Linked DNA regions of Homo sapiens: region 1 is linked to region 2. A link is an interaction called in ENCODE POLR2A ChIA-PET data of the cell type or tissue named here. Cell type or tissue: OCI-LY7. All regions are shown on one strand. Each heading gives the region's core, and the rest is flanking DNA. Links, peaks and the distances in the headings are about the cores only. Region 1 overlaps MPP7 (MAGUK p55 scaffold protein 7). Region 2 has its middle 65 kb from the start of MPP7-DT.

The links. ChIA-PET counts read pairs that join two places held together with the same protein. Peaks named below come from ENCODE experiments on the same cell type or tissue, not always from the same donor. Only the 100,000 strongest peaks of a DNase experiment are listed, where the experiment ranks them.
Region 1: POLR2A ChIA-PET joins it to region 2 with 5 read pairs; 4 of 35 experiments call an interaction of 5 or more read pairs at or near these places.

Annotation. Positions count from the first base shown.
Region 1 is chr10:28,280,360-28,284,749 of GRCh38, reverse strand. The region is part of intron 1 of MPP7 (MAGUK p55 scaffold protein 7); the gene reads left to right. Among named protein-coding and RNA genes, the nearest start is that of MIR8086, 6.8 kb to the left of the region's middle. In OCI-LY7, for the core only: a CTCF peak has its summit at 4,051; DNase peaks (open chromatin) are centred at 409, 2,239 and 2,589; H3K4me3 peaks cover 3,399 bases; H3K27ac peaks cover 4,000 bases.
Region 2 is chr10:28,366,370-28,370,759 of GRCh38, reverse strand. No RefSeq gene overlaps it. Among named protein-coding and RNA genes, the nearest start is that of MPP7-DT, 65 kb to the right of the region's middle. In OCI-LY7, for the core only: no CTCF peak of the experiment used is centred there; a DNase peak (open chromatin) is centred at 2,399; H3K4me3 peaks cover 493 bases; H3K27ac peaks cover 2,168 bases.

The DNA.
Region 1 (4,390 bases), core at 184-4,183, 86 kb after region 2:
AAAGTTGACCTCTGTTCTTGTTACATTGATTTGTTACAATCATTCCATGGGTGGAATGCAAACAAAAGTTCTATTTACTCCAATATTCCCCCCACTTTAAAATTCATAATTTTGAGAAATGTCTGATAGACAATAAGATAAAGTTTTCTTCGGAAAAAATGGAAGCAGTCAGTGAAACCTATTATGTAGAGGGGGCAGTCAGATGAGACTGAAGAGGTCCTATTGGAATTAGGGTGAGAGGAGAAAGGAAGGGAAGGCAACTTTCTTCAGTCTTCAGCTGCAGACTTCACTGGCTTCTTCCTGCTAATGCTGCCTGTGACTTGAAACAGGTCCTCCTGCTTCAGGCCAGACCTGTTTTTAAGCTGCTGCTCCCTCCCTGAATTCCTTCTCATGATTTGAGTGATTACTGAATACACAAGACTTGGTGCCTAGACAACAGAAGATTATATAAATGTCTGTGTACATTTGTGTACCCCTCCTGGGAACCAGTTAACAGCTGTCCTTGATCAGCAGGGATCTTGGTGACACTGGTTTTTCCTGTGTGCTTCCTTTCATGTGCATTTCAGAGTGGTATCCTCAGTAAAGTACTTTACTTAATCATTGGTGTTCATACCAACTATTAATCTCACCACCAAGATCTGTTCAGTTGTTTTCAGTTCAGTGTCTTACACTTAATAAATGATTTCAGTTGTTTTCAGTTCAGTGTCTTACACTTAATAAATGATAACTAAAGTGATTTTGACTTGGCTTCTGTTATCCTGGGTGCTTCTAATTTCCAGATGGGTCTGAAACTGGGTATTTAAATTTAGTCTTATTTTTGCATATGGAGCTAAAAGTATCCTTTGGGACAGGCTGTGTATGATATGGCAAGTCTGCTTATCAAAATAGACATTTTCCTGTCTAATAACAATTTTGGATGGAAAAAAAGCTTTGGGGGCTGGGCGTGACGGCTCACCCCTGTAATCCCAGCATTTTGGGAGGCCGAGGTGGGTGAATCACTTGAGGTCAGGAGTTTGAGACCAGCCTGGCCAACATGGAGAAACCTCGTCTCTACTAAAAATACAAAAATTAGCTGGGCGTGGTGGCGGGCGCCTGTAATCCCAGCTACTTGGGAGGCTGAGGCAGGAGAATAGCTTGAACCCAGGAGGCAGAGGCTGCAGTGAGCTGAGATTGCGCCACTGCACTCCAGCCTGAGTGGAAGAGTGAGACTCTGTCTCACAAAAAACAAAAGCTTTGGAATGTTTTAATAGAGTGGTATGAACTTGGTGTTTACAGATTAAGAGCGGTCATTTCTTGGTTCTTTACAGTATGCCAGGTGCTGTGTTATGCAAACCCTCCCTAGATGTCCATGCTTAATTCAGCTCTTTGAGTATTCCATTTACATTTACAAGTAGAAAAATGGAGTCAGGGAGAAGTTAGGTAATTTGCCTTTGGGGTCATATAACTAGGAACTGGTAGAGCCAGGATTCAAACCCAGGTTACCCATTCTCCTATACATCAGAGACCAGTGTGTAAGAACTGTAGGATTTGAATTCATATTGGAAATTTCCTCCCCTTTATGGATCTTTAATCTTTCTTTCTTTGGCTCCTTCACATAATTTGGATAAGCACAAGTTTCACCTATTTTGGCCAGTGCCTTAAGTTACTCCACCAACGTGCACCTCTTCCCAGGAGAAGACTGGGTCACATTGAAAAGTAGCCCACTGCAGGCATGACATTGTTATGAAATTTTATGTTTCATGTAAAAGATTAAAAGTTACTTTCCACTGTGCGCAACTGACACACCAGAAAAAGGTATCTTTTTTTAATGCCTACCCCTATCCACACACCGTACCTCAGGTTGAGACACAGGCTATAGAACTTTCCAGTCATGTCATAATCATATATGGAGTTCAGTTAATTCACTATGTTGTTGTTGTGGGGGTCAGGTTGGGAGGAGGTCACCGACACAGAACAAGCAGGCAATAGCGAGGGGTTGAACTGAGGAGTAACACAGATCCGAACAGTGTAAGGGAGAAGATTTGATGACTGGAGATGGGGAGCTTAGTTCCTCCATTTCTGGTTTCTTCTTGGTTTCTGCCACTGTTTTTCTTTACGCTCCTGTCCTTTAATTGTGGGAGTGTCTTCAGTCCTTTTCCCACTTACTCACCCCCACCGCCCCAATTGTGCGTTTGCCCATTGTCTTGGTTTCAGCTCTCATTTCTGTCTGAGTGGCTTCTAAACTGCCTGTGGCTTTAATGAGCTCCAGTTCAGTGAATCCACCTGAGCCCTAATTTGCTGTAGCAAATTTGCAGTTGCTCAGTGGCTATATCCTGGATATTTGAATGTCTCAGAGTGAGTACGTTTGATTTTAACCGCTCTTCCTCCAAAGCCAGCTGTAAGCATTTTTAAGTGGTACACAAATTGATAGGAAGAGAACATTCCCAGATCCACTGTAGATGAGGCTCAGGTTCCTATTTTATCAGCCAAGGTTGCTGAACTGCCCTGGAAGCGGGCAGCCACATTTGCTGGAAAAGAGACAATATACTGAGGTGTAGTTTTCTCTGGCCCCTTGGTGCCCTGTGAGGCACACAGCTGTCTGTGATAATGTCAGAGATTACATCACAGTGCCAATGGAACTAACAGGAACCACCTGTGCACTTCCTTTTACAGGAATGTTCATAAACAGCAGGTTCTCCTAGGCTTTGAACAAAATTTAGCTTCTCCAAGGCCAAAAGCCTCATTGTGAAGAGAAAGAAAGGTGGGTGTTCTTCTTAACGATGACTCTGCTTGTAGCCTTCCAGTGTCCTGCAACGCTGGTTTCCACAGCTGTCTTCCTTGCTTAATTGGTGTACACTGCCCTCGGCATGCAACTGAAAACGTTAGGGCCATACGTCCTAATGGTTAAGAATGTGGACCGTAAAACTAGACATGTTGGCTTCTAAATTCCAGCCCTGCTTATTGCTGGTTTTATGAATTTAGACAAGTTATTTATTCTCTCCAAACCTCCATTTTCTTAACTGAAACAGGCTAATTAGAGTACCTACCACAAAAGTTGGTAGTGAGAATTAAATCCGATAACACATTAGAAGTATTTAGTGCAGTGCCTGGCACATACCAAAGGTCAGTAAATGCTAATTGCTATTATTAATTAACAGTATTGTTGGTAAATACCCTAAAAAAGCTGTTTTTATTTTTTCTGTCTCTGCTATCTGGTCAATAACCTGATATTGTCATCTCTTCCTACTCATAGAATCTCATGTTGTCATTTGTCTCTCTGAGTTACTGCTGCTACCTTCTTTGAGCAGATACTCATTACCACTTCATTGTGTGTACAGAATGTTGGTACAGAAGTCATCTTCCTTTTTAGAAATGACCATTAGGCCTGGTGCAGTGGCTCACGCCTGTAATCCCAGCACTTTGGGAGGCCGAGGTGGGTGGATCACTTGAGATCAGGAGTTTGAGACCAGCCTGGCCAATGTGGCAAAACTCCATCTCTACTAAAAATACAAAAAATACAAAAATTTGCCAGGTGTAGTGGCGTGCGCTGGTAATCCCAGCTACTTGGGGGTCTGAGGCAGGAGAATTGCTTGAACCTGGGAGGCAGAGGTTGCAGTGAGCAGAGATTGCACCACTGCATTCCAGCCCCGGTGACAGAGTGAGACCCTGTCTCAAAAAAAAGAAAGAAAAAAAAAGAAGAAATGACCATTTATTCTTTGGATCTACTCTACCACACTGAGTCTAAATTACTCAGTTTGCCTTTCAAAGCCTGTCATATTGAGGCCTGTATATGGTATTTTCCATTACTCTTGTTTTTCTTTTACATACCCTCCACTCTAGTCAGACACAGGAATGTGTACAAGGCATGCATTTTTCTTTCTCTTTTTGTCTAAATTGGCACCCTGTATTGCTTTGCCAGGCACATGCCCATTTGTCTCTCATGGGACAGTTTTGACCCTGTTATGTGGAGGTCGCATGTGACCTTTGTCTGGCCTGCGCTTTCCCAGGGTCTGAGATGATCAGGGTCTTGGCTGTTGCACCTCCTCTAGGCTGCGCCCTAGCCTGCCTTTAGGAGTCTAGATTCTGGGAAACTTTATTACTCTGTTGCTATTTATTAATCTGGAGTCAAGAGTACTAGAAATCACACCATTTTTTTTATGCCTAAGCCCTGTTAAAAGGAATTCTGTTCCTGAAATTTGGACTGCATATGACATCACTATACCGTCAGGCCCCTGTATGCATGGGTTCTGCATCAGGGAATTCAACCAACTGCAGATAAAAAATACTAACAAAAAAATGAATGGTTCTTTCTGTACTGAATATGTCCAGGCTTTTTTTCTGTCATGATTCCCCAAACAATATAACAACTATTTACATAGCATTTGCATTGTATTAGGTATTGTAAGTAATC
Region 2 (4,390 bases), core at 257-4,256:
ATTGCTGTGCAGTTTGGGCCCAGCTGAGAGTGCCTGACTGTGGGGGCAAATGACAGGTGAAGTCCAGGCCAAGCACCATCTGCCAAGTAGTGCACCTGGTCATGCAGCGGCCTTTGCCTGGAGGAAGGAACACCATTTTCTAATTTGCCCAAAGGCACCAGATGGACTAGCAACAGTCCCAGAAGACTTAGCATGGTTCTGCCAAGGACTGAGGGTGTGAATTCAGGTTTGCTACCACTTATCATTTTGGATAGAAGCTACAATTAATTAGGTAATTCACTTCTTTGGCATTCAATTTCATTGCTTAAAAGGGAGACTTCAGGTGAAATGAACTCATTGTTACTAACTCCACTCCAGCCCTGCATGCCTTCTTGCTGTTCCTCAAGCACATACCTCCTACCCCAGGGCCTTTGCACTCACTGTTTCCACTACCCACCACCTGGCTTGCTTGCTTCCTTCCTTCATTCCTTCCTTCCTTCCCTCCTTCCCTCTTTCCTTTCTCTTTCTCTCTTTCTCCCTTCCTTCCATCCTCTCTTTCTCCCTCCCTCTCTCTTTCTCTTTCTTTCTTTGGGCCTTGGTTTGTTGCCCAGAAGGGAGTGCAGTGCTGTGGTCATAGTTCACTCCAGCCTCAAACTCCTTGGCTCAAGTGATCCTCCCACCTCAGCCTCCTGAGTAGCTGGGACTACAGGTGTGCACCACCATGTCTGGCTAATTTTTTTTTTTTTTTTTTTTTTGAGATGGAGTCTCACTCTGTCACCCAGGTTGGAGTGCAGTGGCACAATCTCGGCTCACTACAACTTCCGCCTCCCAGGTACAAGTAATGTTCCTGCCTCAGCCTCCCGAGTAGCTGGGACTACAGATGCGCACCACCACATCTGGCTAAATTTTGTATTTTTAGTAGAGACCTACTGACCTCGTGATCCACCTGCCTCAGCCTCCCAAAGTACTGGGATTACAGGTGTGAGCCACCGCGCCCAGCCCCTGTCTGGCTAATTTTTATTTTATTTTTTTAGAGATGGAGTCTTGCTATGTCGCCCAGGCTGGTCTCAAACTCCTGGCCTTACGTGATCCTCCCACTTTGGCCTCCCAAAGTGTTGGGATTACAGGCATGAGGGACTGGGCCCAGCCCTAATAAATATTTCTTGAAGGCATAGACTTTTCTTCTTATGTTAAAACTGACTTCCACAATAGGATGCTTCGGCGTTTCATGTTTTGTGTATGTGAGTGTAATTTTGCTCCCTGGTGGGGTGTAAATTTACTTTCTGAGGCATGGGGGTGAAGGTGACAGTGACTAGTATATTGCTTCAGGATGTGTTCTGGCCCCTTCTTATGGTGTCACCATCTTCTAGGATGTGGCCAGAGCACGGTGAGGTATGTAACAAAATGAAACCTTTTGCTTAAAATCAAATTGGCCAGCAGGGCGCGGTGGCTCACGCCTGTAATCCCAGCACTTTGGGAGGCCAAGGCAGGTGGATCACAAGGTCAGGAGATCGAGACCATCCTGGCCAACATGGTGAAACCGTCTCTACTAAAAATACAAAAAAATCAGCTGGGTGCGGTGGTGCACACCTGTAGTCCCAGTTACTCAGGAGGCTGAGGCAGGAGAATGGCTTGAACCCAGGAGGTGGAGGTTGCAGTGAGCTGAGATTGTGCCACTGCACTCCAGCCTGGTGACAGAGTGAGACTCCGTCTCAAAAAAAAAAAAAAAAAAAAATCGGTCAAAGTACAATATTTGCTTCCTACTCTGCTCATCTTCACCTGAAAAATCTACAGATTCTTCAGATTGCAAACCCATGCTTACCAAAGATAAATGCTTGCACTTTGCATGAATTTGAAAATGTATCTCTTATTTTTCATTCAAGACTCCAAGTTGGCCAGACAGGATGACTCATGCCTGTAATCCCAGCACTTTGGGAGGCCAAGGCAGGTGGATCACATGAGGTCAGGAGTTCAAGACCAGTCTGGCTAACATGGTGAAACCTCGTCTCTACCAAAAATACAAAAATTAGCTGGGTGTGGTGGTGCGTACCTGTAATCCCAGCTACTCAGGAGGCTGAGGCAGGAGAATTGCTTGAATCCAGGAGGCAGAGGTTGCAGTGAGCTGAGATTGTGCCACTGCACTCCAGCCTGGGCTAACGAGCGAGACTCCGTCTCAAAAAATAAAAATAAATAAAAATACAAAATAAAAATAAAGACTCCAACTCAATATTTGGGGAAAAAAAGCCACTTTTATCCCTGTCTTTGACCCCTTAATCATTTTTCCTTTGCTGGACCTAGTCCTGTCTCTCTGAACTCTCTGCTGCAATTTCCTGACACTGTGGCCCAGGTCTGGGGAGCTCTTTGGGTGGGGCTGAATGCCGAAGCTCACTCACCACTTCCCTTCTTTTCAAAAGAAGCGAAAGTCTTTCTAGTTCCTTCGGTTTGGGTACTTTCTTTAAGTATGTGCCTGAGTAGACAAGTCATCGTATTTCCTGATTCTGCTCACTGAAAGTAGTTTCTACTTGTGTGCAGGAATAGCTTCTAGCTCTGATGCTTAATTCTTTTGACTTAAATATCCCCATATGGTGGGAGGTCTAGAGAGGAATTTATACCACTGAGACTCTCACTATATATATTTTTTCTGTCAGTTACTCTTGTAAGCTGTGAGTCTTTAATGATTACCATATGCACAGGCCCATATGGTCTGAGCCTCCACTCAGCACGTGTTCCTTGATCATAATGTCACAGAGCAGTGTGGCTTTTCCTGTGAGCATTCTGTGCAACATAGCATGGTGACAGATACCTTATCCGGAGTCGCCATTTTATTTTTTCAACGTTTTCAGTGCGTCTTTGGAAACACTAGCCAGCCACTTGTAGACACGTCAAGTACAGATTCATATTTGAAATATCCTGGGTAAATATTTAAAGTATTTCTGTGCCAAGCAAAGTGGCTCATGCCAGTACTTTGGGAGGCTGAGGCGGGAGGATCAGTTGAGGCCACGAGTTTGAGACCAGTCTCGGCAACATAGTGAGACCCTGTCTCTACAAAAGTAAAAAAATTAGCCGGGCATGGTGCTGCACCTGTAGTCCCAGCTATTCGGGAACCTGAGAAGATGACTTGAGCCTGGGAATTGAAGGCTGCAGAGAGCCACGATTGCATCACTGCACTCCAGCCTTGGCGACAGAGAAAGAACTGTCTCAAAAAACAAAAAACAAACAAAGTCTCTCTGTAAGTTTGTCTGTCCATGATACGCAGGGAAATTCAGAGAGGAATTTGAATGTAACTTTTATCTCTGTAAAACAGTAGCATTCCTTCTTTCTGGCCATACTAAGGACCTGTTCCCTAAATGGCTGGAGCCCACGTTAGTTTGAATTGCTGCGTGTGAAGCAAAAATGCAATTTCATTATCCGAACAAAACAACTTGGCTTCATCGTGGGAAGCTCGTTAATTTCAAATGGAAAATAATCAACCCAGAAAAGGATGGGTGGGCTTTTTCTTCCTCTTTTTCCTGTAAACTAGAGGAAAATGGTTTTTGGCTGAAAGATAGCTTGGCAAGAAGCTTGACTCTTCAAAAGGAAGCCCCTGTAGAGAGCAGATAGGCTCTGACAGTGGGGGGCACAGGTCTGTGTCCATTTGTCACACGATTTTGAAACTGGCAGGGGTGCCCCTGCTGCTTATATCACAAGAGGGTTTCCACAAGGCACGTGTTCTCCAGTGAGGGTTCTCAGTAACTCATGAGCCATTTGCGACTCGGTACAAATTCCCAGGGGCCCAATCTCTCCTCTTTTGCCTGCTCCACCTAATTCTAGATTAATGTCATGGGTGGGTGAGAAGAAAAAGAAAATTATAAGACTTTCTATCTATTTTTATTTTTATTTTTTATGACACAGGGTCTTGCTCTGTCACCCAGGCTGGAGTGCAGTGGTGCAATTATGGCTTACTGCAGCCTCAACCTCCCAGGCTCCAGCTATCCTCCCACCTCAGCCTCCTGAGTAGCTGGAACCACAGGTGTGCACCACTACACCTGGTTAAGTTTTGTATTTTTTGTAGGGATGGGGTCTTGCTATGTTGCCCAGGCTGGTTTTGAACTCCTGAGCTCAAGCAATCCACCTGCCCAAGCCTCCCAAAGTGCTGGGATTACAGGTATGAACAGTCACGCCCAGCTTCTAGCTATTTTATTTTAGATTCAGGGGGTGCACGTGCATGTTTGTTACATGGGTGTGTTGCATCCTGGTGGGACTGGACTTCTAGCTTACCCATCACCCAAATAATGAACGTTGTACCCTTTAGCTTTTTAAATAGTAACAATGAAAGCAAATCTGAAAACCACTGGATTATACACCCCAGTCTATAAAGATAGAAGCAAATTATATGTAAACACTGCATACATGTTGGGGATCAGCAAACGAT